Regions from separate parts of the Homo sapiens genome. Here region 1 is linked to region 2. The links are chromatin loops, found by intact Hi-C in ENCODE. Cell type or tissue: MCF 10A. All regions are shown on one strand. Links, peaks and the distances in the headings refer to the core of each region. The heading gives the core; the rest is flanking DNA. Region 1 has its middle 470 kb from the start of LINC02223. Region 2 has its middle 400 kb from the start of LINC02223.

Region 1 (15,949 bases), core at 3,138-11,137, 69 kb after region 2:
CAGCCAAGCATCAGTGTTTTCCCCCAAGGTAAAGCTGCAACTACAGGTCTATAAATGAAGTGGAGTAACTTGCTTTTTCCAACATGAGAAATTGATCCCAGGAGGAGAAAAAGAGTAAGGTTCTCATTATTCTTCTGCCACAATAAACAAGGAGCACCTCCTCACCAAAAGCCAATCCTCAGAGGCATTCCAACCAGACACACCCCAGGCTACTCACTACAGCAGGATCTGAAACCAGCAGCTGGGTTGACCATCAGGTAACATTGAGTGTTGCAGCAGCTGAGGAAACCTGTACCATCTGCCAATACTGATTTGGACTTTCACATATGCATATTAACGGGTCCTCAAAGGCCAAACACTATTTGAAGAAGAATAAGTAACAACATAAAGGCAAAAAAGAGCTACTGGAAGAGGCAGTAACAAACTTAAAAAAAGTTCCTTATGCTAGAAGAAGTTATAGGATATATCATAGTTCTAAAATGAGAAAAGTTGCTAACAAATAATTGTAGAAATCAAAGATTCTTTATACTTTAAGAACAACAACCGTAATAACTGAGTGAAACACTGAATATCAAAATTGATGTGGTAGAAGTATTAATAATTGATATGGTTTGCCGGTGTCCCCACTCAAATCCCATCTTGAATTGTAGTTCCCATAATCCCCATGTGTCATGGGAGGGACCCAGTGGGAGGTAATTGAATCCTAATGGCAGTTAGCCCCATGCAGTCTCATGATAGTAAGTGAATTCTCACAAGCTCTGATGGTTTTATAAGGGGCTTTTCCCCCTTCACTTGGCACTTCTCTCTCCTGCTACCATGTGAAGAAGGACATGTTTGCTCCCCTTCTACCATGATTGTAAGTTTCCTGAGGCCTCCATAGCCATGTGGAACTGTGAGTCAATTAAACCTCTTTCCTTAATAAATTACACAGTTTTGGGCAGTTCTTTATAGCAGTGCGAGAATGAATTAATACAATCATCATGAAGATGGATTGAGTAATTTGCCTAGAAGTCAGTAAAAAAGTAATTAAAGCAAATAAACCCCAAAAGAAAAACACACATAAGAAAAAAAGAAAGAGAAAAGCTAGATGAGGTATACAGAAGCTGCAGTATTTGTTGAATATTAATTCTAGAAAGGGGGAACAAAGAGAGAGGAGAGAAAGCAATAATCAACTAACTAAATGAAAATTCTCCGAGGTAAAAATGAGTCATTTTTCTCGATTACAAATGCTCACATAATCTCTTCCAAGAGGCTTTTCTTTTCCCAGACAGATTTTTGGTGCCTGGAGAATTTGGGATGGGTTATCTGGTTTTACCCTAAGGAATCTGCTCTTCCACTTGTGTTGAAACTCAGACCAGAATGGGAGCAGAGGCTACAGAGACAACCTTGTTACTCCCTATATTAGTCCATTCTCACACTGCTATAAAGAACTGCCTGAACTGGCTTATTTGTAAAGGAAAGAGGCTTAATTGACTCACAGTTCAGCATGGCTGGGGAGTCCTCAGGAAACTTACAGTCATGGCAGAAGGCTAAGGGAAAGCAAGGCACATTCTTCACAAGGCGGCAAGCAGAAAAAGTGCTGATCAAAGGGGAAAAATCCACTTATAAAACCATCAGATCTCATAAGAACTCACTCACTATCACAAGAATAGTATGGAAAAACCAACCCCATGATTCAATTACCTCCACCTGATCTCTCCCTTGACACATGGGGATTATGAGAATTACAATTCAACATGAGACTTGGGTGCGGACACAAAACCTAATCATTCACTCCTGTATGCTGCTCACTCTCAGGCCGGAGGTACTTTGAGGCTTTTCCATCTCTGAGGAAAAGCTTCTCCCTCCTATGCAGTCTTCTGTTGTGTCTGCATTCATCTGAACAGCGGTTGGTCACTCAATGCTACCGTAACCATTTTCCCCTGCCTGCTGCTGTCTTCTCCCATTCTGGGTATGCTTATGCATTTATTCCCTCCTATCCTTCTACTATATTCATTCAGTTGCCTTTCTAGAAAGAGGAAAATGTCAAAGTGTGAAGTATCATCCTTATATGACTTGGGAATGCTTGATTGTGACTTTGTGACACAGCACAATTCAATCTTAGGAATGGAAGGCAAAGAATCAGAGGCCACTGTATCTGCTTTTTAACAATTCAGCAGTTATAAGATACATAATTTTGGAAAATATAAACTTTGAGAAAAATTTTCTCAACTGTATCTGAGAAAAATCATGAAATAAAACATGAAAAATGATAACTCTGACAATTGCTTTTACAAACAGTCCAGTTACAGAAATGGATAGAAATTATATAGAAATTAAGGAAAAGTTTTGCAGTATATTATATTATAGTGTACTATAGTCACAGGAAATATATTAAACGCTATGAATTTTGTTACTATTTGATTTTTGAGGATTTAATACAGTTTTATCTCTATTTTTCCAAAAGCATAAAGCTAATTTAACATCAAAAAATGCATATGTGATCAAATATAAAATATATTTGAAAATTTACCTTGGTTTTATAAGACCTTGAATGGCCTGATGTAATTAATAAAATATTGAGCTATTAATAAAACAGTTGAATAACAGACCAAAAATTCTAAAAACAACTGAGTTATAATATTTATAAACTGCCCACATCTAATTGTATAATTATCTAACTAGTATTTTAATCTTTTCCCAGTAATATAATAATTTTTTTTTTTAGATGGAGTCTCGCTCTGCCGCCAGGCTGGAGTGCAGTGGTGTGATCTGGGCTCACTGCAACCTCCGCCTCCCAGGTTCAAGCAATTCTCCTGCCTCATCCTCCCGAGTAGCTGGGACTACAGGCATGTGCCACCATGCCCAGCTAATTTTTGTATTTTTAGTAGAGACAGGGTTTCACCATGTTGGCCAGTACGGTCTTGATCTGTTGACCTCGTGATCTGCCCACCTTGGCCAAATGCTTTGATGAGCTTAACAAAGGAACCATACTAAGGTGAAATGTGCATGAGATACAAAATTAGAGAAATTTGCGCTGAAATCCCATTACAGTATTTACCATCAATGCAACCTTTAGTGTAATATTTATCTTTTCCAAAACCTTACTTTTCCTGTCTATAAATGGGAATTGAGTCTGAGCTGGAACGAGGACTTTCTTTAATCAATAGAAATAAGTAGAAGGGATGCCACACCAATTCAGCTCAAGTGTTGAGAGGTCCTGGCAGTTCCTATACACATTTATAGTGTCTGGTTTTCCACTTGTAACATTGTTTGTTTTTCTCTCGCCCACAAGTCTCAGGTCTAAGGCCTTTGATAAGATCAATAAACCTCCTTTTTATCAGTCATGTCCTGATCTTTATGGGAAGCACTCTATGCCTCGTCAAGGATTTATCTCTCTGATGTCTCATGTCATAGTCTGGAATATAAATTCCTGTTTCTTGAAACACACAAACCATTAGGTCTGTGTTACCCATATTTCCTTTCAGTTATCAGGAAACAACAACAACAAAAAAACCCTTCAATCTCTGCCTGTATCTCTGTCTTCTGCTTTATGAGACTATTAACCCTAAAGAACATATATTCCTCCTCCTTCCACACCCCCCAACTTAGGGGGTTCAAACCATATATTAATTTGTATCTTTTCTGACTCATGTCACTATGATTCAGGGTGTCCCCAGCTGTGATACAGAAAGCCTACTGCCTGCTCATGTAAGTCCATGCCCCTAAGATGGATACCATTAAACCCTACTCTCAAAAGCACAGGAACAGAAAGCTGACGAAAAGAGGAGGAATTGCTCTGGCTAAACACATTTTCCATAAGAGGTGGCTTTTCAAAAATTTAAAAGTATTTTTTCAATGAAATTGCTGTTGAGTGTGACAAAACATTTAAGGAAGCCCTTTGACAGAAATGCCTCTACTTTAAGTGAATGAAACATTTCTAGTCAAACTCTGAGATGCATGGAAAAGCCAAATAAAGGTGGCACATTTTTCATTTACATACTTCTCTACTGATTTGCATTTATGATGTGCAATGATAGAGCCTGCCTTTCCTTCTGCACAATTATATCTTACAAGAGTGCTCTCCCTTGTTTGTGTTTTCCCCTTTAAACTGTATCCCTAACTATGACTTAGCCCTCTACAGAAGGCACACTCTCTGGGAACAATCTTGGTGCAATTTGTACAGCTTCACATATGTAGAGATTCTGTTCTTTTGACTCTATTTCAATATTCTGTTTCCATCTCAAAACAATATCATCTTTACATGAATTTTGATTACCTCTACCTCCAAAGTATTTCTTCTTTTATTTTTTCCTCTCTCTTAATTAAGAACTTTACAACTAAGAGGGAATATAGAAACCATCCAAGCTTTATTTTGAAAATATTGAAGGGTAGAAAGATTAAATGACTTGCCCAAAGTAACCCAGCTAATTAGTAGAAATTAGACTAGAGCCCAGTTCTGGTGTTGACAGCATCCTTTAACTATTAAGTAGTGCTTTATGAATTATTTCTAATTCACTGAGGGTAAAGAGGTGATCACAAACCTGTTTATCCTAAAGCAGCTTAAATTTGTGGCCAGTTTAGAAAGAAGATGCACATAAAAATATGCTGGTATGGTTTGGCTCTGTGTCCCCACCCAAATCTCATCTTGAATTGTACTCCCATAATTCCCATGTGTTGTGGGAGGGTCCTGGTGGGAGATAATTTGAATCATGGGGGTGGTTTCCCCCATACTGCTCTTGTGGTAGTGATTAAGTCTCATGAGATCTGATGGTTTTATCAGGGGTTTCCACTTTTGCATCTTCCTCATTTTCTCTTGCTGGCACCATGTAAGAAGTGCCTTTTGCCTCCCACCCATGATTCTGAGGCCTCCCCAGCCACATGGAACTACAAATCCAAATAAACCTCTTTTTCTTCCCAGTCTCGGTTATGTCTTTTTCAGCAGTGTGAAAATGGACTAATACGTATGGTAAGAACCTAAGAACAATTTTCTCACAGAACATACTTATTCAATCTAGTTAGCTGCTCATGGTGTCATGTGACTGTAGTCCCAGCAACTTAGGAGGCTGATTGAGGAGGCTCACTTTGGTCCCGGAATTCAAAGCTACAGTGAGCTATGATGGTGCCACTGCACTCCAGCTTGGGCAACAGAGTGAGACCTTGTCTCAAAAACAAGAAAACAAACAACTACACTAATTGTAGTCTTCTTGCTAAACTACCAAGTTAAAATACTATGTGTAACTGTACCTGCTAAATAGATCTCCTTGAGAGCTGGGCAGAGAGGATTCTTGGGACAGTGATTCTTTGTAAACCTCTTGCATTTATTGTCTCCTACTCTCTGGCAATCTCTACTTACTTTCTACGAGTGTCAGTAATTGACAACTATTAGTACATAGCTGGTAGCAATTCTAATCTCTATCAACAAACATCACAACTATTGAGTATAAAATGTCCAGGTACATTTTTTTTTTAAGATAGAGTCTTGCTTTGTCACCAGGCTGGAGTGCAGTGGTGCAATCTTGGCTAAATGCAAACTCCACCTCCCGGGTTCAAGTGATTCTCCTGCCTCGGTCTCCCAAGTAGCTGGGATTACAGGCACATGCCACCACACCCAGCTAATTTTTGTATTTTTGGTAGAGACAGGGTTTCACCATGTTGGCCAGGGTGGTCTCGATCTCCTGACCTCGTGATCTGCCCGCCTCGGCCTTCCACAGATACACCACTCTTAATTCACTCTTCCCTCTTACAGTGGAAACTTGCTGCTGCTCCTCTGGGAGAATTCCATTGCTTCTCAGTGGGGTGTCAGATCCCTTGCCTTCAAGACTCTTCTACTTGGCATGGATTAATTCCATTTTGGGAAATTGGCATGATTTATCTGTAAGATAGAATCATGAGGCAGTAGTTTTTAGAGATTTTCTTATTCTCAAGATAAACATATTCATTCATTCATTCAACATATAGTTGCTGAGTACATATTGTCATAGCCCAGGAAAAATGCTGGGGGAAAAATATTGAGCAAGAATGACCATGTTCCTGATTTTATGGAGCTTTTAATATCTCACAGAGATAAATGTTTTTAAGAGTGTAGTGTGTACTATAATAGGGAAAGTGAAAAATTCTAATAGAGAATAGAACAGTGGCAATTAACCTAGTTTTAGAAAGGTCTACCTAGAAGGCGTAGCATCTATGCCAAGACTTGAGATGAGGAAGCTGGCCAGCAGGACTGGCTATATAATTTGTGGGGCCTGGTGAAAAGTGAAAATGTGGAGTCCCTTGTTAAAAAATTCTTGTGGATTTGAAGAAAGCAGCAGCAGAACATTAAATCAAGTTTTGGGGCCATTCTGTGCCTGGGGCTACATATGATTCACAGGTCTCATGCTCATGAAACCGGTCCCGTTACCCAGAGAAGAGAAGGACTAAGAACACAATCACAACAGATAGGAATAGCGTGTGTGCAACCCTGGTGGTCACAGTGTATACTGGATGTGCAGAGCTTCAAAAAGCCCTGCAGGATTGGTGACAAGAGTACAATAGATGAGACAGTGTAAGTACCTTGATGTCTTCCCTCCATAAACCTCAGTAAAATTGCAGAACATGTTCCAGGTACTGTTTTAAGTGTTTTCTGTGAACACGATTATGTGATTCTCACCATGACCTTATAAGTCATACTCTATCATTGCTCTCATTTTACAGATGAAAATCTTGAAGCAGGCAAGTTGAATCATGTTGCCAAATTCACATTAGAGACCACAAAGTAGTGACTGGCTTTGAGCCAAAGCAGTCTAGTTTCTGAGTCTAGCTGTACTCAGTAAACTCTACTGCCTCTCTGCTATCATACTCCATATAAACTCTAGAAACCAATTTTAGTTCATACATCTACTAACTTTTCTTTATCTACATGCACACTTCACAGGTTCTTTCAATGCTCTTTTTTCTCCTATAGGCTCAAATTATCTACTGAATTCTGATACCTGTCTTGTAGGACTTCTCTTTCTTTTTACAATGAAACTCTGCCCTCCCCTGCCCCTTCTGAGGGTGGCTGCTCCATATGAAGACTCCCCTTGCACTGCTCAGGGATGCTCTATCTCAACCCTTTTGTGTAGCCCTTGGGTTTGGCCTACTTCTGCCAGGCCTCAGGGAAAACCTATGGGAAAGAGTTGGCGGGTGGGCACCTCACTTTGTGGCTGGGCTGCCTCAGAATTCTGATCTGTCACATCAGTCATTCATCGTTCTGTAAACATTTGGCAAGTTTCTCCTTATCCCTTTCTGAGACAGACTGCCCTTTTTCCATTCTTCATGGGATGACAGCAGTGGCAGCAAGTGTCTCCTTGAAGTGTCCTTCATTTTTTGGAGTTGACTTCATGTAGGTTTCTGTTGAGTTTAAGAAATGTTGTGCAGCTTATCTGGATTGTTTTTGATGTTATAGTAAAATTAATGGCCTCCAACTTTCTACATATGAAGCACTAGAGAAATGCTACATATTTATATCCTGAAGAAATGTTTATGCACACTTTACGTTAAAAAAAAGTTTAGTGAACACACCTTTCTTGTGCTCATTAAAGTTCATAGAGGCAGCACACGTCGAGAAAACTAATCATTGAATTTGGCGTTTTAACCTAGATTTACATCTTACCTATGTTGTTTGCAAGCTGCACAATCAATGAATCAATCTTTATAAATTTTATTTCCTTTATATGTGGAAAGTCTTTATGAACGTTTATGTCATAGAGATGTTATAACGATGTACATAAATAAAATTGGCTTAGCCCATATCTGCTACAATTAAATACCATAAACTGGATAGCTTATAAACAATGTAATTTATTTCTCACAGTTGTGGAGGCTGGGAGGCTCATGATCAAGGCACCAGCAGATTTATTGTCTCCTGAGGGCCTGCTGTGTGGTTTATAGATTGTGGCTTCTCACTGAATCCCCATGTGGTGGAAGGAGCTACTAGCTTTCTATGTTGTCTTTTATAAAAACACTAATGCCAATCATAAGAGCTCTACTCTTATGATCTAATCTCCTACCAAAGTTTCCACTTTCTAATAGCATAACTTTGAGGTTAAGATTTCAATATTTGAACTTTGTGGGGAGCTAAATCTTCAGTTCATTGCCGAAGTTATTTCACATGCAGCAGCTTTCAATTAACTTAAGTTCCCTTCTCTCATCTCCTTTTCCTAACTCCTTTACTAATAGGAATTCTAGGTATTAAGGAAGCAAGTGAAGAGAGAATTTCCAGTGAGTAGTGAGGGCTAGAAGATAGAGATGGTTTTAAGAACTCCACAAATATATTCGATAAGCATCTACTTTCTGGTTGATGGTAGAGCTTCCCAATCAATGTGCTCTGAATGGTTTATACCACTGGCTACATTGGCAATATTTGATACATTCTAGCTTTTAGATGGTTAGATGAGAGCTGGAGGAGCTCGAGTCCACAGGACTGGTCACTTCCAGCTATGGGGACCCCATCCAGGGATTCTCAAAGGAGCATCTAAGTAGAAACCAACCTAATGGTACTTCCTGTACATGTTATCAAGAACCTGCTGCTGTTTAGCCATATACAGAGCCTTGCCAAGTTGTGCACTACCAGCTGGCCATCTCTACAGCCAGCTGCAGAATGTATGGTTGCCAATTAGGTGTAAGGAACTCATGGAGCTATTGGAAGATATTGTATTCCAGGTGTCCAGGGATTAAGGTACACAACTCAAGGTAGAGCCAGTCAGAAGGAAATTTGGGAAAATCTACTGGCCATTCTGGGATGTCTTAGTTCATTTAGGATGATACAACAGTGTGCCATAGACTGGGTGGATCATCAACAACAGAATTTCATTTCTCACAGTTTTGGAGGCTGGAAAGTCCAAATCAATGCACTGGCAGATTTGGTGTCTGGTGAGGAGGACCTGTTTTCTGATTCATGGATGACCATCTTCACCCTGAGTCTTCACATGGTGAAAGTACGAGACAACTCTCTGGGGTCTCTTTTATAAAGACACTAATTGTTATAATGAAGGGTTCACTCTCATTACCTAATGACCTCCTAAAAGCCCCACCTCCTAATATCATCACATTGGGGATTGGAGTTTTAATGTATGAATTTGGAGGGAATACAAATATCCAGTCTATAGCGTGGAGGTACAGCTCCAAACAAAATCCTGGAATTGATGACAGACACTTCTCTCCAATGAAAGCAGATGGAGCCTTTCAGTGAAATCTAGCAGACTGCAAGGTAACTGTACTAATAGTGCTCACCTAGCCCATTAATGAGTCATTATTGGGCTAGTCATTATAATAATCAGTCATTATTTTAAGGTAACTATTTCAAATATTTTTGATTTAAAATTAATGACTATTATGAAAATTTTCAATACTCTTTGTGCCAGTAAAAGAAAATGGGGAGATGCTGAGTTCATTAAATGTAATTTCAGCTATTGTTAATTTTGAAAGAGTAAAAGATAGATTTTAAAAATGTTATTACCTATTTATGCAGAATAATTTCTTTTTGATGCCATCCAGAAATTGAAGAAATCACTATTTCTAGTCAGTCTTGCCTCGGAATTGTATATACCGGCTGCAAATGTAACGCTTTGAACAAAAGTTATGTTCATAGATTCAGGTTCACATTTCTGTCAAGATTTTGATGAGGCTTTATTTGGATATTTTATACTAATAAAACATTAATATCTTTTCTAATCTTTTACATTTGATTTTTCCTTATAAAGAAAAAATAATTTTTAAACTAAGCTCCATATATATCCTTGTTTTACCTGAAAGATCATAGAAAATGTTTCTTTTCTATGTGCGTGATTTATTGAAAGACTTTGAAAACCACTAATCGCAGTATAAGATTTGCCCTGTAGGCTTAAGTCTAAATACCATATTACCCAAGAGAAAATAACAGTATTTAGACTTGGACTTACATGGAAATAATGAATTTGATATTATGTTTTAAAAGGGCACTTCTGTAAAACACAAGATTATGGAAACCTTTTTTTTTTTTTTTTTAAGCCTTAGAAAATCTCCAGCAAAAATTGTGTGCCTACACCTTAAGGGTTCTCAACGCCAATTCAGGAAACTTTGATTGTAAGTACATTTTCTATATCTTCTAATAAAATCAGTCTTGCTACCACATCTGTTCATCTTATCCATCTTGGTACAAAACATCCATGAATCCTCTCCATACGACAGAACTTCAACTAGTTGATGATATCTATCAAGGTCTCCTCGTTCTTGTTTCCTCATAAGCAAGCAACCCTAGTTTTCTCAAGCATGCCTAATCTATTATTTCAAGTTCCTTCACCATCATTCATGAGCCCATTGGGCAATGACAGGAGTCACTGGGGACAGAAGCTGAATGGTGGACATAAAGCGAGTCATCCTATCCATTTGATTATTAAAATCCTCCTCTGCTTATGTCATCCTTTGGTGAGCATTCATGTGAAACACAAATATCTTCACGGTTTTCGACCACTCATAGAAATCCATCCACATACCTCTTCTCCAAATTTTCTTGTCACCAATTTTTCAATCATGTTCCTACCAAGTCCTTGGCCATTGTAAGGACCTGGTAGGAGCAAGCCTACCAAGATCCTACCAAGTCCTTGACCATGACAAACCATTGTACCATCCATGAAACAGTATATAATCGCAAATCTGGCCATTTTTTTTCCAAGCAAAAGGCACAACCAGGTGCACTGCTCTAAGTTCTGCCCATTGGGAAGATTTCCCTTCGCCACTGTCCCTCAGGGATGTCTAGAAAGGGGCTGTAGTGCTGCAACTGTCCATTTTTGGGTGGTGCCTGCATATCATGCAGAACCATCTGTAAACGAGGCCCCAGTCTTCTCTTCCTCCATCAACTGATTATAAGGAATTATATATGAGGTCACATGTGCAGGATGGGAGAGAGAAGTCAGGGTGGCAGGAGTGGGGACCATGGGCATTTGAGCCACTCTTCATGTAACTTATTTGTGGCTTCAGGACCTGCTTGATCCCGATAATTTATGTACCACTTCCATTTGATGATGGAATGCTGTTGTATATGTCCAACTTTATGGGTAGATGAGTCAGAAAGCACCCAGCTGATGGTAGGTAGTTCAGGTCACTTGGTAACTTGGTGACCCGTAGTTAAACACTTAGTTTCTACCAAGATCCTGTAATGGGCCAAGATCCTGTAATGTCTCTCTTAAGGAGAGTAGTTATCTGCAGAAGATGATAGAGCCTTAGTCCAAAATCCTAGGAATCTCTGCCATGATTCACCTAAAGAAGTACGGCAGTGGGCTCATACTCATGGAATTCACTGGTCTTACCATGTTCCCCAACATCCTGTAACAGCTGGATTGATAGAATAACGAAATGGCCTTTTATAGTCACAATTACAATGCCAATGAGGTGACAATACTTTGCAGGGCTAGGGTAAAATTCTCCAGAAGCTTGTGTATGCTCTGAATTAGAGTTCAATATATGGTACTCTTTCTCCCATAGCCAGGGTACATGGATCCAATAATCAAGGGTGGAAGTGGACGTGGCACCACTCGCCATCACCCCTAGTGACCCACTAGCAACATTTTTGCTTTCTGTTCACACAACATTATGTTCTGCTGGCCTAGAAGTCTTAGTTCTAGAGGGAGGAATGCTGCCACCAGAAGACACAGCAATAATTTCATCAAACTGAAAGTTAAGATTGTCACCTGGCCACTTTGAGCTCCTTCTGCCTCTAAGTAAACAGGCTAAGAAAGGAGTGACAGTGCTAGATGGGGTGATTGACTCAAACTATCAAGATGAAATCAGACTACTACTCCATTATGAAGTAGTATGTATGGAATACATACATGCTAAGGAAGAGTATGTGTGGGATACAGGAGACCCCTTAGGACATCTCTTAGTATTACCATGCCCTGTGATTAAGGTCAGTGGAAACTACAACAACCCAAATCAGGCAGGACTACAAATGGCCCAGACCCTTCAGGAGTGAAGGTTCAGGTCACTCCACCATGTAAAAAAATCACAACCTGCTGAGGTGCTTGCTGAAGGCAATGGAAATACAGAATGGGTAGTAAAAAAAGGTAATTATCAATACCAGCTACGACCACATGACCAGCTGCAGAAACGAGGACTGTAATTGTCATGAGTATTTCCTCCTCATTTTGTTAAGAATACGTTTGTGCATGTATATACTTGTACTAAGAAAATATATTCATTTTATTTCTTTTCGTCTTCCTTTATCATGTGATATAAGATTTATTTTCATATCAGCATTTAAGTGTTGTTAACTTTATATAATAGCATTTAGGTTAAGAATTAGTGTGCTTCTGGTTGTACAAAGGATAGCTGTATTATGTTAGGCATAATTATGACCTTATTATTGTCTTTATTTGGAGATTAAGTATAATTTCAAGAGATGTGTATGGGTTCAAGTAGATGAGGAGTGGACTTGTGATGGCTAATATTAAGTGTCAACTTGATTGGATTGAAGGATGCCTAGACAGCTTGCATTGTTTCTGGTTGTGTCTGTGAGGGTATTGCCAGATGAGATTAACATTTGAGTCAGTAGACTGGTGGAGGAAAGCCCTCTCTCAATCAGCTGCCAGCTGGGCTAGAACAAAGCTGGTGGAAGAAGGTGGGATGAGCTGGCTTGCTGAATTTTCTGGCTTTCATCTTTCTCCCATGATGGGTGCTTCCATCCGTTACTCTTGCCCTGTGACATTAGACTCCAAGTTCTTTGGCCTTTGGACTATTAGACTTACACCGGTGGTTGCCAGGGCCCACAACCTGAAGGCTGCACTGTCAGCTTCCCTGCTTTTGAAGCTTTTGGACACAGACTGAGGCACTACTGGCTTTCTTCCTCAGCTTGCAGACAGACTATCATGGCACTTCGCCTTGCGATCGTGTGAGCCAATTCTTTTCAATAAACTCCCTTTCATGTATATATACATCTTATTAGTTCTGTCCCTCTGGAGAACTCTAATACAATAATTTGATCATTGTTGATATTTACTTATTCATTCAGCATTAATTATATGCATTATATCTTTTAAATTCAGCACCAGGCCAACAGGATACAAATATGACTCCGCTCAAAAAGTTCACTATCTAATGACAGACAAAAACTGCTCTTCCGTTCCAGTTATTATCTAATGATGTATAACAAACCAGCTGCAATGTAATACCTTAAAGTAAAAATAATAATTTTAATCTGTATTAGTTGTTAATGCTGCTGTAACAAATAACCACAAACCTAGAGGCTTAAATAATACAAATTTACAATCTGTCTTACAATTCTGTAGAAGTCTGACATTTGTCTCATTGAGCTAATATTAAGACATTAGAAAGGCTGCATTCCTTTCTGGAGGCTCTGGACAGAATCCATTTCCTCGCCCTTTCCAGCTCCTAGAGGTCACTATATTCCTTGGTTAGTGGCCCCTTTTCCCATTTTCTAAGTAAGCAACACTGTGTCTTTCTTGGGTGGTCACATCTTTATTTGCCTACTTCCCTTTTCCACTTGTAAGGGCCTTTGCGACTACATTGGACTCACTCAGATAATCCATATAATCTTCCCATGTTAAGGGGAGCTGGAATCTTAATTCTATCTGCAGCCTTCATTTCCATTTGCTCTGTAACCTAACATAGCCATAGCTTCCAGGAATGAGGATGTAGATACCTTTGGAGGAGACACTATTCTGCCTACTCTATTAGCTCTCACAGTTTGCTTCTCTTCTATCAGACATCAATTTGGTAGAAGCTTGGCTGAGCAGATTTGGCTTAGTGCCTCTTGTGAAACTGCAGTCAGAAAATGGTTTAGCGTGGAATCATCTTGTAAGATTTTCCATCACATATCTGGCCTGGGAGGGCTTGAATAGCTGGGGATAACCCAGCTGAACCTCCCTGGACCTCCCTAAATCTTCTTTATCTCTATGGAGGCTTCCCAGGTGGTCTCTCCAGCGGAAAGACTTCAAGGTAGTGTTTCTTCTTATGTGTCAGTTTAACATTCCCAAAGCACATATCCAGAGAGAGAGAGAAAAAAAAAAAAAGAGAGAGAGATGGAAGACATATTATGATGTAGCCTCTGAAGTTATAAAGCATCACTTGAACTCTTGGTCAAGGTATTTACAAAGATTCACTTAGTTTCAGTGGGAAGCAACATAGATCCTATTCCTTGATGGGGGAGAGAGCATTTCATATTGTAAAGAGAGCATGTGGGCCGGGATATATACGTGTAATACCACCTTCAGATGTGTAACTGAAACATCTGTGAAAGAAACATTAATTGTGCTCTATACAAAATTATTTGGCTGTCACGTAATCTAGCACACCTTTGCTCTTTTTGTAATATTCCATATACTGTGACCTGAACAGAATAGAAAAAACCATTGACTCTTAGATAGATTTTATTCATAATTGGATACACAATGGCTTCTCTTTTCTTTTTTTTTGAAATGGAGTCTTGCTCTGTAGCCCAGGCTGGAATGCAGTGGCATGATCTTGGCTCACTGCAACCTCCATCTCCCAGGTTCAAGCGATTCTCCTGCCTCAGCCTCCCAAGTATCTGGCACTACAGGCGCCCACCACCACAGCCGGCTGATTTTTGTATTTTTGGTAGAGATAGGGTTTTACCATATTGGCTTCTCTTTTTCTAGCCACCTCACTACTATGAGTTTAATATTTAAGGAAATGCAGAAGGCAGTTCGTCATGTACTAGGCCATCCCATACCATCTCTAGTCCTACACATAAGCAATTGATTTTTAGAATAAAGATTATTACTTAAATCTTATTTTCGGTTAATTAAATTTTTATTCATTTATCCAGATCCTGAAGTTCTATTTATAATCATTTTTATCTGTAAAAAAAATCACATATAACTTAAATATGATAAATATTTTTATATCTTCTTTTATTAAAATATTGAGGAAGAAAAAGTCAAGATTATAGCCTGAGACAAAATCCTAGAAGCAACCCCTCTCCAGGTTATTTCACTGTTTTCATTGATCAAACAGTTAAACATTAAACTAGGAATGACCAATCCACCCAATTCACCTTAAAAGCAACACATATTTCTCATTATTGGCTAGAATATCATGAAAGACCATTTAAAACACCTTTCTGTTGCCTCTGCATACTGTGCTTACAAAATGTTTCTTGTATTAGTAAAACAGAAATCATGTAAAATATGAAAACATTTGATTTTTTTTAACTGAACTTCGGTGTGTCTAATGAAAACTACCTAGTTATGTTTTTCAGCAGAAAGCCAATGGGCCATATATACAATTGTTCTTCCTGATATTTCAGTTCACTTTAACTTTATTATTTGTAAAATCCACTGTTTTTTTCCTGTATGAGTGAGAAATAACACTTTCCTAATACAGGCCTCCAGGGCATTTCCCACCCTCAAACATTGCTCAAAAGAAGTCTGAAAATCCCCCTTTACTTCAGCGTATAATGTAATTTATTTATAGAATTAAAATTAGATTACATGTTAATAGTCATAGTTTCTTTTACAAGTTCACCAGTTTTTCTTATATTTATTCTGCAAATATTTATGATTACTCCATTTTCCATTACTAATAAATGCTCTCTTGGGCATCTTATCAGCTGTGCTTGAATGGGAAAGCCATGGGCTAGAAAAAGCCCACATTTTTCCCTCATTAGCAGTTTCTCTCTCTCTCTCTCTCATTCTTTCTGCCCTCTCTCTCTCTGCATGTGTGTGTGCTTGTGTACATGGGTGTATGTATGTGTTTAATGAATGAGTTTCTAATTTTTATTTAATTAAAAAAATTTTTTTACAGACAAGGTCTCACTCTGTCACCCAGACCGGCATACAGTGGCACAATCATAACTCACTGCAACTTTGAAATCCTAGACTTAAGCCCATCCTCCCACCCTGGCCTCCTGAGTAGCTGGGGCAGCAGGTATGCCCCATGATGCCCAGTTGATTTTTGTTTTTGTCTTTTTTTCACAGAAATGAGGTCTTGCTAT
Region 2 (15,949 bases), core at 4,263-12,262:
AAACTCAAAACTTTTCATGCTTTCAAAGACAAGGCTTTGAAAAATGGAAAATATGCATTACATTTATTTTGTAACACTATCTTTATCCTATTAGAGCACAGAAACACATTACTAGAAGCATAACAAAAAACAACAGGAAATTAATTATGGAATAGTCTTATCTTCTAAAAGTAGCTGCTACAGAAAAAAAAAAAAACCTTCTGCAGGAAATGGTCATAATTTGGAACACTAAAATTCTATCCACTGAATGGAAGTAACCTTATCTTATACCATTCTGAACATATTATTGCCAATTTCCTTGCATGTTTTTAAATGTAACCACTAGAAGACTTAGAATACACCTGTAATTTATGATAGGATAATGTTTATGCTAACCTCTGTTTCCATAGTAGTATTGCTATATTCTTGAGATAAAGATAAACCTTATGTTTATAAGGTTAGAGACATTTAGTCTGTTATCTTAAATTATTATACATATTTTCCTCATTTATTTATATGTTTCAATTGCGTTAAAATGTTTAGAGATTATATTATTTACAAACATACATGGCCCTAATAAATGCTGAGATGTTTATAATTAAGGTTAGACCATAAAAAATGTAGACTATTGTTGGCAACAAAGTCATGGAGTGAAGGAACTATGGCTAGCAACAAATATCTAAGTGTGATAGTTTATTATATTTTCATTGTTGCTTTTTTCATGTGAACACATTTAGAAAACAATATCATCTCCATTATCTCTAAGTATTCCTTTCCAACATTCATAGGTTCTGTTACATCTATTTTAATATTTTTTGCTACATATGAATATTTACAGTATTCTTCATTCTGTACAATATTTTTCTTCCTTCCATTAATTTATATATACTCAACATATATATACATACACACATATATTTTTTCTTCAGAACTTCCCACACAATCTTGCTATTAGCCAAGAAACTCACTTTCAAACAAAATAATAAGAAAAAGTCTGATACCCATGCAACTCTTCATTGATCTTATAATGTAATTCATTAAATGAAAGTAGTTCGTGATATATAGAAAAGTGGGATGGCCCAAGAAGATTCAAGTGCAGAGCTATCTGGACAATTCAACTATATGAAACTGGGAGGCTACCCTATAGAGTGCTGTGTATGCTTAAAGTCAATGAACAATATTTCTCTTTTATTACATATACTTTCCCACTTGAAAAAGATTTCTTAATCTCCGGGAATCTTAATTAGAGATTCCATGTCCAAAGGAAAAAAAATATTTCTACTTGGTGAAAAACAGTGCTTTTATTTAAGTAAGAGTTAACATTGCAACTGGAACAATTTAAGCTTCTGATTCACCTAGACAACATATTTTTTAAAGTGGCCTACGATGAGTATTTGGGTAAACAATTCTGCCTCTCAGAGGAAAATAAGGTTGCTGCTACAAAATGGAGTTTGTGCAAACATGTGCTGGCAAGTCTTGTGAATGATTAGAATCCTCAGAAATTAGTGGGAATCAAAAAGAAATTTTAAAAACCACAGAAAGTAGCAAAAGGCAAGAGCTGTGTTTTTTACAAGAGGTGAAAGACTCATGGGATGAATCATGTAGGAACAAAGGTTTAGATACCATTGATAGCTCTGGGACCAGTTGCACATTTCATGTACATGTAAATAGCCTTATGATTTCGCTCAGAAATAACAAAGCACAGAGACCAAATTTGATGAGTTCCAGGGAAAAACAATTCAGTAAATCAAGATTTTAGATTTGGAAGTATAAAGAGTAATTGATGATATTTGAGTTGTCTTTTTCAAGTGAAGCTGTGTGCTTTTGGTTACATAATGGGTAGTCATGCTATGATAGAAAAAATATTTCTTTGAGAAGGAGAAATATGAAAAGGGGTATATGCATGAAGGAGAGTCAAAAGCTATCCTTCAAGTTGATCTTTGAGGAAATTTTAATCAGAATATATCCTGTGCCCAATTTCTATACTTGAGTATCATAACATTGTGTGAATTTTCATCAGCATAGGGCATTATTTCTTTTACAAGTGGTCAATTACTTTTTTTAGAAAAACAAAAGTTTACAATTTATGTCATAGGCAGAATATCACGAATTTAACAAATTAGTAATACAGACTTTCAAATACCTTTATAAATTAGTGCAAAGTAGAAAATTATTTTTTGTCCACTCTTGGACTCAAGACACATTCAGAAAAAATACACATTTATAAAAATAAAATGGCAAGGCTAATCCCACCAATTAATTGACAGTGTTATTATCTCACACTGGTTTATTTGAACACTTAATCCATAATAAGAATAGCTGAATGTATTTTTTCCTGTTCTACCTCCATGTTATATGAAGCAATTATTAAACTATTTAAGTTACTTTTTGCAAAACCAAAATAAAAAAGGTCCCAAAGCAAAACACACAAAAAAATTACTAACAAAATCCACAAAACAAAAACAATACAGCTAATTTAACTACTCATATAGGCCCTTCCTTCAATTCCTTGACATTTGGCATGTTAATATTATTTCTAAACCAGATACCAGGAAGCAACTATGTATGAGGAAGAAAACGAATATTTTAGGTATAATACATATTAAACATGTTTCAGATAATAGTAGCTAGAAAATTGATGTTGAAAAGTGGGGCATTGCTATAAAGATACCTGAAAATGTGGAAGCAGCTATGGAACTGGGTAATGGGTAGAGGTTGGAAGAGTTTAGAGGGCTCTGAAGAAGGAAGATGAGGAAAAGTTTGGAAGTTCTTAGAGACTGGTTAAATGATTGTGGCCAAAATGCTGAAAGAAATATGGGCAATGAACTCCAGTGTGATGAAGTCTCAGATGGAAATGAAAAAGTAACTGAGAACTGGAGTAAAGATCAGCCTTTTTACACCTTAGCAAAAACTTGGCTGCACTGTGTTCATGCCCTAGAGATTTGCAGAAGGTTGAACCTAAGAGTAATACCCTCAGGCATCTGGCAGAATAAATTTCTGAGCAGCAAAGCATTCAAGATGTGATGTTGCTGTTTCTAACAACCTATTATCAGATGTGGGAGCAAAGGAATGACTTAAAGTTGGAACTTACAATTAAAGGGAAGCAAAGCACAAAAATTTGGAACATTTACCACTTAGCCATGTGGTATAGAAGGAAAAAGCGTTTTCAGTAGATGAATTCAAGCAGGCTGTAGAGCAAACACTTGCTAGGGAAATTAGCATGAATAACAGGAATCCAAGTGCTAATAGCCAAGACAATGAGAAAAAGGCCTCAAAGGCATTTCAAAGTCTTTGAGGCAGCCCCTTCCATCACAGGCCCAGAGGCTTAGGAGGAAATAATGTTTTTCAGGGGCCAGGCCCAAGGCCCTGTTGTCTTTACAGCCTTGAGACACTGCTCCCCATATGTCTGCATCTCTAACTCCAGCCATGGCTCAAAGCTCCCCAACTATAGTTTGGCATGATGCTACAGAGGGCACAAACCATAAGCCTTTGTGGCTTCTACGTGGTGTAGTGTTAAGTCTGCAGGTGTGCAGAATGCAAGAGTGATGGAGGCTTAGCAGCCTACTCCTTGATTTCAGATGTACGGGAAAGTCTAAGTGCCCAGGCAAAAGCCTGCCACAGGTGCAGAGCCCCTACAGAGAGACGCAAAGAGGGCAGTGCCAATGATAAAGAGGGGATCGGAGCCCCCACACAGAGTTTCCACCAGGGCATTGACTAGTGGAGTTGTGGGAATCATGCTGCCACCCTCCTCCAGACCTAAGAATGGTAGAGCCACCAGCTGGTTGCACCTTGAACCTAGAAAAGCCACAGCCACTCAACTCTAACCTGTGAGAGCAGCCACAGGGACGGAGGTGCACCCTGCAAAGCCACCCTGCAAAGCCACAGGGACAGAGGTGCACAAGGCCTTGGGAGCCCACCCCTTGCACCAATGTGCCCTGGATGTTGGACATGGAGTCAAGGATTATTTTGGAGCTTGAAGGTTTAATGTCTGTCATGCAGTGTTTTGGACTTATGTGGGGCCTATTCTCCCTTTTTATATGCTGATTTCTCCCTTTTGAAATGGGAATGTTTATCCAATATCTGTACCACCATTGTATCTTAAGTAAATAACTAAAAAAAAATACAGGTTCATAGGTGGTAGGAACTTGTCTTGAGTCTCAGATGAGACTTTGAACTTTGGTCTTTTGAGTTAACGCAAGGAAGAGGTAAGACTTTGGGGAAATATGGATAAGGAATTGTTGTATTCTGAAAGGAAAATGAGTCTTCATGTCCCCAAATGACTAAAAGGGAAAAGTCAAGCTGGGAACTGCTTAGGACCAACCTGCCTCCCCTTCTATTCGAAGTCACCCCTCTGCTCACTGAGATCAATGTATATCTGATTGTCTCCTTTGGAGAGGCTAATCAGAAACTTAAAATAATTCAATCATTTGTCTCTTTTCTACCTATCACCTGGAAGCCCCCTCCCCACTTTGAGTCTTCCCACCTTTGCTTCGAGTTGTCCTGCCTTTCCAGACCAAACCAAAGTTCATCTTGCATATGGCGATTGATGTCTTATGTCTCCCTAGAATGTCTTAAACCAAACTGTGCTCTGACCACCTTGGGCACATGTCATCAGAATCTCAAGGCTGTGTCATGGGCATGCATTCTCAACCTTGGCAAAATAAATTTTATAAGTTAACTGAGACCTGTCTCAGATTTTTGGGGTTCACATTTTGGTAACTATGAAGGGATCCTGAGTGGAGATGTCCCTGACCTTTGACAAATCTCCTATCAGTGCTTGGTACCAGCATGAGTTAGCCATATGGCTCAAACCAATAGGACAATTTGCCAAGGTCTGAGAGCACCCACTCCAGAGAATCCATGAAATCCCAAAATTTGGTTGAGACCTAATGTTTACTTTGCTGTACAATTCCTCTTTTTTTTGGAGTTTTACTTGTTTCCAAAAGGAAGGCAAGATTTCCTGTTTCCATGAAGAAAGAAGACAGGTAACTCCATTATGGAGTTTGAGCTCACTTCCAACAGGGAAGATGAGTTTTTTTTTTTTTTCCTCCACTTCTAGGATGGTGGAGAGCTGTCTACAGCCTGAGTCCCATCCCTAGGTAAGAAACTGAATTAGGGTTAGTCTTGGCTAAAGTTGAGATTAACAACCAGCTGATCTTAATTTCCTCTTACCATTGTAGTGTTCAGTGATCATGTAAGTTATGCCACTGTTTGTTTTGCTTAACTGCTTTTTTGTTGTTGTTTGTTTCTGTTTTTGCTGTTTTCGTCTTTTTCCCATTGGGTTTGATTAACTCTATCCAATTTGATCAAATCCAAATAAAGGAAAAGAAAGTTCCAAATTATGAGGAGCAAGGCCTCTGAAGTGGCTAAATTCTCTCTCTCTCTCTCTCTCACACACACACACACACACACACACACACACACACAAACACACACACACAATAAAGGGTGGTAGGTGGTGTGCTAGGCGAAAAAGAAAAGAGGACATATTTTTTTATTTTGACTCCTAAAGGGGTTTTATTTATATAACAAGGCCACCTTTTTGCTAGCCAGACCAAACTGAAAGGAATGGCTGTCACCCCACACTGCAGTTCGATAGCTAAGGTTCTGCCTTCCCTCTGTTCCACCAAAACAGTCTGGCTTTGATTCCTCAATCAAGCCCTTTTTGGTTTGATACTTGGTACTTCTGAAATAGCAGCAATTTGTCCTAGCTGAAATATAGTAATGAGATTTTAAAAGACGTTTTTTAAAAAAAGGAGCTCAATGGTTAAAAGTCAGCTTAATTAAAAGCTAACATCCAAGATGTGTGTGTGTGTTTGTGTGTGTATCTGTGCATGTTTGTATTTAAAAGACCTTCATGTTTGTTTTTTTCTCTCCCAGGACCTTGTCTTCCTTTTGAGCAAAAGTTTGTTTTCTTCTCCGTTGACTGAATTCTGTTTTCTTCATTAATAACTATTGCAACAGAGGCTACTCTAGGGTTTTAAAAGAAGAGTGTAGTTTAGACACTTAGAAAAGCCTTTGTCAGAAAAAAAAAATTAAGTGCACTGTAAAAGCATCATGTGGTCTAACCTCAAAATAATTCTTCCTTTTTGGAGACCCAGGATTCAGTCTGGGTTCTGCCCAGAGCTCAGAGATCCAGATAAAAGATAGGTAGTCCTTATGTAAATAAAATTGATCTCCTTACACAATCCTATGATAAATTTCTATAATTTTATGTTTGATTTTGTATCCCTCTTTAATCTCCCTCTAGCACCACCAGACTTTTTTTCTCTGTACTTTATGATGTAAATTTTGCTATTTGATTTTCACCTGAGTTGTTTCTTTCAATATGCAAATTTAAGACTATTTAGCTGACAACTGCCTAGGGTTGTGAAACAGGTTTTCAATAATCTGATAGTCTAAGATGCAAAAAGAAAAGGTCTTTATGAATCTATAAGATGTACTTCTATCAGCATGCCTAAAACATCTATATATTTATGTGTTGTATACACAATGTTTCACTACTTAAAATATATATATAAGCATTAATTAATTGGCTTAAAGAAAAATATAAGTGCTTAAATCAAACACTTTATCAGAAAAAGGAAAGACTAGTCAAATGCTTTTTCAAGTTTATGTTGTGAAACAGGTTTTCAAGAATCTGATAGTCTAAGATGTGAAAAGAAAAGGTCTTTATGAATCTATAAGATGTACTTCTATCAGTATGCCTAAAACATCTATATATTTATGTGTTGTGTACACAATGTTTCACTACTTAAAATATATATAAGCATTAATTAATTGGCTTAAAGAAAAATATAAGTGCTTAAATCAAATACTTTATCAGAAAAAGGAAAGACTAGTCAAATGCTTTTTCAAGTTTATGTTACTTAAGTAAAATCTTTAATAAATAAGCAAGCTTTAAAATTATGGGTAAAATGATACTAGAAATGTCTTAAGAATTACCAGCATACATTTTTGTTTGCATTTATTAATCAAGTAATTTCATACGTATCCCTGCCAAATACTATAAGTTGTCAAAATTTGGCACAGGGGTTACAAAATTATAAACCCAGCCCAAGACAGAATGATCTTTGCTTGTGTAATCTTTAATAACATTGATATTGGTTTAATGAAAATAGCTACACCCTGAATTATTTAGTAAAATTACCGTAACTTCTAATCTTATGGGTTTAGGCAGTCTAGTCCACAGGCAGTAAAAAGGTTTGTTTTGGGAAAGAACTGTTATCATATTTGTTTCAAAGCTGAACTATAAGTTCCTTCCAAAGTACAAGAATAAACAAGGACAGTTTGGAGGTTAGAAGCAAGATGGAGTCATTTAGGTCATACCTTTTTCACTGTCTCAGTTAGAATTTTGCAATGGCAAGTTTCATAACTTTAAATCAGCCATAAACAGATGCTCTTGAATTCAGGTTTCTGGTATCATTGGAAATTAGATGAGAGAGCTGGTTGGTTAACAGGGCCTGGGACCTCCTTCCTTTCTCTCTTACTCCCTCTCTCACCATGTGACATACCCCTTCACTTTCCACCATGATTGGAAGCTTCTTGAAGTCTCATTAGAAAGCCAATGCTGGTGCCGTGCTTCTGATATAGCCTGCAGAGCTGTGAGCCAAATAAACCTCCTTTTAAATAAATTACCCACCTTCAAGTATTCCTTTATAGCACATTGTAAAACATACTAATGTACCACTTGAAATAACTGAGACACTATTGCAACAGCATCCTGTACTTCCAGCAGCTGTTCCAGCAATGATGCAATGCCACCACAATTATTAGACCAGTCTTTTGGCTACAGTTCCAGATATTGATTTACTGTGGATATCTGTCCTGTTATCAATCTGTCTCTTCTGGTGCCTACAGAACAATTTTCAAAGACACTCCTTTTACGCTTTGTTATGCTTTCAGATACATACATACATATACATACCCATACATATATGCATGCACTGAAATGTATACATATGTGTATATTATATGTAGATACCCACACTTTCAGAATCTAAACTTACATTTAAAATGTAATAGAAAAGGCCAAAAACTGTTACATTAGCACAAATTACACCAAGTAATTTGAAACACATTCACTCATCACGCTATTAAAGTTGGGCAATTAACTCTTCTGTGTTTTTGCCTGAAAACGTAATATGTTATATTATGAGGTCTTTGGAAGTCCTCCTGTATTCACTGCACTGTTTAATAAACAAAATTGAGTTTGAAGTGGTTTCCTATTAATTTTGATCCTTAAGTTAAATGGTATTTGTAAACAGAAACTCTTGATAAAAAGATTGTATTAGATTTAAAATTATTAAAAATTTCCAATTTAAATGATTACTTTCTATCTGAGTAGTTTATTTTTTTATAAACTGAATATTGAATTGATGGTAGTTAATGACATTCATTGAAGGGGAAGGACTCTTCACTGGCAATGTTGAGAAACTAACTTTATTAACATACATTTGGAAAATTTTCCAGATATTAGAATACATTATTCATCTAAGACTCTAAAAGATGTGTTTTATTCATGCTGCTATTGCTATGAATTCAAAACCCAATTAATATGCGTCATCTGCTGTATTACAAAAGGCAAGCAACATATATATCATTTTTATTTATGTGTAACTTAAAGTAAGATGTTAAAGAGTGCTATGTTCTATTGCGGAGAAGCAGTGGCATGAAATGAGGAAAATATATGTGAATGCTGTCCATTTATGTTTAAAGATAAGCTATACTTTGGTAGATATGTCTAAAATAATGTGTTTTCTAAGTAGAGTAACTAGATAAGGAATTAGGTTGATAATTTCCATTTCAAAAGCAGGCTGCCTTGAGCTAGGCTAAATGATTGATTTCAAAGCAAAATAGAAAAGCCGAATATGACTTGTCTTTTGGCATCAGAAAAGACCAACATATCAGGGATAAGTATGTGTTTAAATAAACTTTCTTGAGTTGTCTTTATATTCACTAAAATACAATAAATAGAGGCTGAGGCCTTCACTTTGGTGTGCCTAGTGGTGTAATTAAATTCTGTAGCTGGGCTATAGGTTGTTTTAAATATTGTAAAAGCTGGTAGGTTGGGTAATTATTAATAATTTAAGCACTTTGATCCTCAGTTTCTTCATCTGTAAAGAAAGAAAATTTAGAACACACTGTCTACATTATTTTGGCTTTGATATGAGGCAATGGATCAAGATTGTGAAAATTTTAAAAAGACTTATTTTCATTTAAATTTCTTTTTTTTATGCCATGATACTTTTGCTTTGTCCTATTTTCATTTATTTATTTAATTTATTTTTTAATTATACTTCAAGTTCTGGGATACATGTGCAGAACGTGCAGGATTGTTACATAGGTATAAACATGCCATGGTGGTTTGCTGCACCCATCAACCTGTCATCTACATTAGGGATTTCTCCTAATGCTATCCCTCCCTTAGCCTCCCCAACCCCCAATAGGAACAGTGTGTGATGTTTGCCTCCCTGTGTCCATGTGTTCTCATTGTTCAACTCCCACTTATGAGTGAGAACATGCAGTGTTTGGTTTTTCTGTTCTTGTGTTAGTTTGCTGAGAATGATGGTTTCCAGCTTCATCCATGTCCCTGCAAAGTACATGAACTCATCCTTTCTTTTTTTTTTTTTTTTTTTTTTTTTTTTTTTTTTTTTTGAGACGGAGTCTCGCTCTGTCGCCCAGGCCGGACTGCGGACTGCAGTGGCGCAATCTCGGCTCACTGCAAGCTCCGCTTCCCGGGTTCACGCCATTCTCCTGCCTCAGCCTCCCGAGTAGCTGGGACTACAGGCACCCGCCACCGCGCCCAGCTAATTTTTTGTATTTTTAGTAGAGACGGGGTTTCACCTTGTTAGCCAGGATGGTCTCGATCTCCTGACCTCATGATCCACCCGCCTCGGCCTCCCAAAGTGCTGGGATTACAGGCGTGAGCCACCGCGCCTGGCCTGAACTCATCCTTTCTTATATGGCTGCCTAATATTCCATGGTGTACATGTGCCACATTTTCTTTATCCAGTCTATCATTCATGGGGATTTGGGTGAGTTCCAAGTCTTTGCTATTGTGAACAGCACTGCAATAAACATATGTGTGCATGTGTCTTTATAGTAGAATGATTTATAAACTTTTGGGTGTATACCAAATCCCAGTAATGGGATTGCTGGGTCACATGGTATTTTTGTTCTAAATCCTTGCGGAATTGCCACACTGTCTTCCACAATGGTTGAAGTAATTTATACTCCCACCAACAGTGTAAAAGCATTCCTATTTCTCCACATCCTCTCCAGCATCTGTTATTTCCTGACTTTTTAATGATCGCCATTCTAACTGGTGTGAGATGGTTTCTCACTGTGGTTTTGATTTGCATTTCTCTAATGAACACTGATGATGAGCTTTTTCGCATATATTTGTTGGCCACGTAAATGTCTTCTTTTGAGAAGTGTCTGTTCACATTCTTCATCCCCTTTTTGATGGGGTTGTTTGTTTATTTCTTGTAAATTTGTTTAAGTGCTTTGTAGATTCTGGATATTAGCCCTTTGTCAGATGTATATATTGCAAAAATTTTCTCCCATTCTGTAGGTTGCCTGTTCACTCTGATGATAGTTTCTTTTGCTGTGCAGAAGCTCTTTAGTTTAATTAGATCCCATTTGTCAATTCTGACTTTCGTTGCCATTGCTTTTGGTGTTTTAGTCATGAACTCTTTTCCCTTGCCTATGTCCTGAATGGTATTGCCTAGGATTTCTTCTAGGGTTTTTATGGTGTTAGGTCTTACATTTAAGTCTTTAATCCATCTTGAGTTAATTAATGTATAAGGTGTAAAGAAAGGTTCCAGTTTCAGTTTTTTGCATATGGCAAGCCAGTTTTCCCAACACCATTCGGGAATCTTTTCCCCATTGCTTGCGTGTGTCAGGTTTGTCAAAGATCAGATGGTTGTAGGTGTGTGGCATTATTTCTGAGGCCTCCGTTCTGTTCCATTGGTCTATATATCCGTTTTGGTACCAATACCATGCTGTTTTGGTTACTGTAGCCTTGTAGTATAGTTCAAAGTCAGGTAGTGTAATGCCTCCAGCGTTGTTCTTTTTGCTTAGGATTGTCTTGGCTATACAGGCTCTTTTTTGGTTCCCTGTGAAATTCAAAGTAGTTTTTTCTAATTCTGTGAAGAAAATCAATGGTAGCTTGATGCGGATAGCATTGAATCTATAAATTACTTTGGGCAGTATGGCCATTTTTATGATATTTTCATCTAAATTTCTATATTTAGATTAATATTATTCAACTGCAAATTCAAAATAAAAAGATACTAAGATACAGAAGCACTCAGGAAGTACATTATCCAGGCATCAACTTTTCTAAAAATCTAATTGAGGAAGTGATTTCATACACATTATGAAAATGCAAAAGTGAACCACAAATAAAGTTTGATAAACTGAGATATCTTTGAATGATGGTAAGTCTAAGTCAAGCTTCATAATGTGGAGACTTGTAAATTTTACATAAAATTATTTAAAAATAGGAAATGTATTTTGAGAAAAATAACATTATGGAATTAAAATTCTATATAATTTTATCAGAACTTTGGGGAATTGAAGATTAGGAAATAATTATCTTAATCTATGTTTTCATGTTCCTTTGTCTTGTTTTCTTCAGAAACTTTTACTATCAATTTTTATTCCCAACACCTACATAGCCATATTTTATACTATATTTGGAGCTATTCATTGGCCCTTGGATATCCTCAAATTTATGTTAAAAGCAAAAATAAAGCCAACTGAAAAAAATGCTTTTTTCATTTACATGTACTCCTCAGCTACTTTTTAAAAATTTCACTCTTTTTCACAAACTTTTTAGAGAAATAACTCTATTCACTCTCTCTAAGATACTATAGAAAACTGGAAATTATGTTAACAGATAACCTACAAGAGAAAAAAACAAATATAAATAGCTAATATAAATACAAAATATTTCAAATCTCATTAGATCTCAGGAAAAGTACATCAAAGATATATACATAACTTTTTTATAACTAATCTTTTAAATCAATTTTTATTTTTTATTTTTATTTATTTTTTATTTTTGAGATGGAGTTTTGCTCTTGTTGCCCAGGCTGGAGTGCAATGGTGTGATCTTGGCTCACTGCAACCTCCGTCTCCTGGGTTCAAGTGATTCTCCTGCCTCAGCCACCCGAGTAGTTGGGATTACAGGCACCCACCACCACACCTGGCTAATATTTGTATTTTTAGTAGAAACAAGGTTTCACCATGTTGGCCAGGCTTGTCTCAAACTCCTGACCTCATGATTCACCCACCTCAGCCTCCCAAAGTGCTGGGATTACAGGTGTGAGCCACTGCACCTGGCCGTAAATCAATTTTTTTAAATTATGGTCTTAATCAGGCTGAATGAGCGACCATGTAGCTGCTCTTTTCTATCTGGTCAGCTGTCCCTGATCTTTCTTGGGATGGACAGGCTCTGGCTCAAATATGTTTCACTTTAATAGTGCCTTACCTAACTAAGAAGCAGTCGGTACATAGTTGACATATTTTTAATGGGCTACCTAAAACATATATTTTTGTGCCAATCTGTATCTAGGGTACTAAGGGCTAATATGTCATAATTTAACTAATTTCATTGCTTTTGCCTACCAAAAATAGCTCTTTACCAACCAAAAATGTATGGATCCTCATAATGTAACTAACATTATTGGTTTTGCCTACCCAAAATAATTCTTTACCAACCCAGAATGCATGGATCCTTGGAGACTTATTGTCTTGTCTCTATTGTCATATTCTAGAGTATATCATCTACAGTGTGTCAAGCTCTATGGACAGTTTCTGTATCAATCAGAACTCTTGATTTTTACATATATACAACTCAAACTTAGCACAAAAGAAAATTATCTTGGAAGATTGTAGTGCTATTCACTGAAAGGAATAGCTAAAGTACTCAACCGTAAGAAAGATGAGGAAAAAAGCAGCTCCAGAAACAATTGCAGACATTGCTAACAGTGACTTGAGCTTGGCCAGGACCCTCCATCACTCAGCTTTTCCTCTCTTTGATATTGGCCTTATTCTCTTCAGTAGAAAGTTGTTTTGCATACAATGTTATCAGTGCCACATAAATATTAGAACAGGCAATCCATGGTTTCCCTAGCCTCAAGGACATAGGTACAGATGAGAAGATTTATACAGTGCTCTTGGTACTTCTGAACCCTGCAGAAACACTGACCAGATGACTTGGATGAGATTGAAGGAGGTTTGACCAAGCTGGTAAGGTCACCGAACTCAAGAATCTCTGCTCAGTCCAGAAAATCTGAGAAGTAACTCAACAGCTTCCTCTTCTATAGCTGGTTCTTGTTCATACTCAGTTTTACAGGGTTCATTGTATTAATACATGACAAAATTAACACTCACAAATATTAATACATGCAATGTGTGCTGTCCTGGGAGGGTCAGAATCAAGTTATCCTATTTATGGGATATCTTCCTATACCAACTACTACAATATCAAATCTACTTTCTGCAAAGTACCAGAACAATAGCTGATAGGAGATAGGAGTTCGTTTATTTCCAACTTTGCCTTCTGGAAAATAGCCTTCTCTCATGTGAAAAATTCCAGAAAAACATGCTGAAGGACTGACTTGGTTTGCATCCCTGCTCCTAGACAAATCACTCTTTCCAGATTTCTCCTCTTTCCAGAGGTGAAAGAGTCATGTATGACGATATAATAACAACTCCCTATAAGACCATAAGTAAAATGGGTAATGGGGAAGGGATAATTTTCTAAAAATAAGAGAACAGATTTTCCATGAGAAAGAATGGAGTCTAGGCAGAAAAAAGAAAAAAAAAACAACAAAACCCCCCGCCCCAAAAAAACAACTACAGGAGATAGACTGAAAATACACAAAAAAGCTCAAAACACATAGAAAAGCATGACAACATAATTGCTGTGGACAGAAATTTCACTTGCACTGGAAAAAAAAAAAATTCAAGTTATATAATTACATCTTTATTTAGGGTCATTTAAATTCATTACATTTTTCTATGGCTATCTTTTCTAATGAACTGATTTCATTATTTCTTCTCCTTAAGTAATTGTATTCAAACACAACATTCATAAAGCTATTATTTATTACTAAAGGAGAATTTAACATATCCTATTGTTTAGTCCACCTGGGTAGGTGAGTATTCACAAGATGTGCTTATATTCACTTCTCTGTGCATCACAGGTAAAAAGAGTTTTCGACTGATCAGTTAAGCATGAGTTGGTTATCTCAATGCTTTTCTATATGTACATGAATATTTACAGTTAAGAGAAAAAAATGACTTCAAAAGCTTTGATTGTACTATTTGCATTGAATGTTACACTCACTTAAAAATCAAGAATCGTGATAATTTTATTTAGAAATCATTCTTGGGCACTTTCACAAAAACTTACATTATACCCTTTAATCTTCATAATCATCAGTCATTATTTTAGAAAAATACCTTTTAATCTTCATAGTCATCAGTCATTATTTTAGAAAAAAAACACATATGAACTAACAGAACCAAATTCTAGAAATAAAACATTTTTAAAGGTGTTTGATACAGTTTTGAAATACGAATGGCATAGAGAGAGCTGCTATTTTTGATATTTGTAGCTACTTAATTTTTTTTCTCAAGCAAGCTGTAAAGGCCTCTTGCATAAGCTGAAGGTAGCAGAGATAATAAAATTCATTAAAGTACCATTTTCTCTCTTTAGAAACCATTAGTTTCTGAGGCACTAATGACAAGTTGGCATTGCTCATAGATTTGAGGTTTACAGTTACTCAATTCCTACTAAGCTGATAAAGGCTAGGAGAAAATACATAAAAATAAATGCATAGAAGTATGAATAATTTTATTTTGGTTATTTAAAAATGTTTATGTTAAATGTGCTTATCCATTGACCTAAATTTTTAACCTATTTCTTTTGGTATCTATGAACAAATAAGTGGGAAACCATTTAGAGGCAACTAAAGTCATTTGAACCTATAGTCTTCACTTTATATTTCAGGAGCAGACAAGGCCAGTTCTCTTCATCTCTTTTTTTTCTCCCTTTCTTCAGAAGAAGAGTTAAAGGGAGATGATAAGAATGGCCAAAAATACACTCCAGCCTGGGTGACAAAGCAAGACTCTGTCTCAAAAAAAAAAAAAAAAAAAAAAAAAAGGCCAAAAATAGGCTGAGTGCGGTGGCTCACACCTGTAATCCCAGCACTTTGGGAGGCTGAGGTGGGTGGATCACCTGAGGTCGGGAGTTCGAAACCAGCCTGACCAACATGGAGAAACCCCCATCTCTACTAAAAATACAAAATTAGCCCAGCGTGGTGGCACTTGCCTGTAATCCCAGCTACTCAGGAGGCTGAGGCAGGAGAATCACTTGAACCCAAGAGGCAGAGGTTGCAGTGAGCCGAGATCACACCATTGCACTCCAGCCTGGGCAACAAGAGTGAAACTCTGTCAAAAAAAAAAATTGGCCAATAATAAAAGATGGTTATTGGTTTTCTGGAGGCAGAGATATAAATCAAAATTAATTGGAATTTATCAGGAAATTCTTTCGAGACAAATATATGATGAATCCATTTTGATGTATAGTTTGACCAAATATCCTAAGTCATGATTTCAAGTGATGAAAAAGTTCCTGCCAGTGTTGATTACATAAAAGTGGACAAGGAAGAAAGAAACCTTTGTGTTTGTGTGGGTAAGGAAGTAAACAGTTCAGGAATAAAAATCAGAGATGGATGTAAATGTTTCTGAAAAGGAAATAAACTTACAGGGTGTTCAGATGCTATAATATTGCTAGAACTTGGGCCAACTGTAGGAACAGTTTAGCAGGTTTCCAGCAAGTTGGGTTTGACCCTCTTCCACATGATGTGTTGGTTCAGGAAGAAACTTTCCTTCTTGTCTTCAGTACTGAGACAATATCTGGAATAGTTCTGAATAGTAATATTTATTCCTC

Evidence for each region. Hi-C counts contacts between places; a loop is a spot of excess contacts. Peaks named below come from ENCODE experiments on the same cell type or tissue, not always from the same donor. Only the 100,000 strongest peaks of a DNase experiment are listed, where the experiment ranks them.
Region 1: it touches region 2 in a loop (2.9-fold over the local background); 2 of 110 quality-filtered maps call a loop at or near these places.

What each region holds. Positions count from the first base shown.
Region 1 is chr5:18,264,440-18,280,388 of GRCh38, forward strand. No RefSeq gene overlaps it. Among named protein-coding and RNA genes, the nearest start is that of LINC02223, 470 kb to the left of the region's middle. In MCF 10A, for the core only: no CTCF peak of the experiment used is centred there; a DNase peak (open chromatin) is centred at 6,722.
Region 2 is chr5:18,194,625-18,210,573 of GRCh38, forward strand. No RefSeq gene overlaps it. Among named protein-coding and RNA genes, the nearest start is that of LINC02223, 400 kb to the left of the region's middle. In MCF 10A, for the core only: no CTCF peak of the experiment used is centred there; no DNase peak of the experiment used is centred there.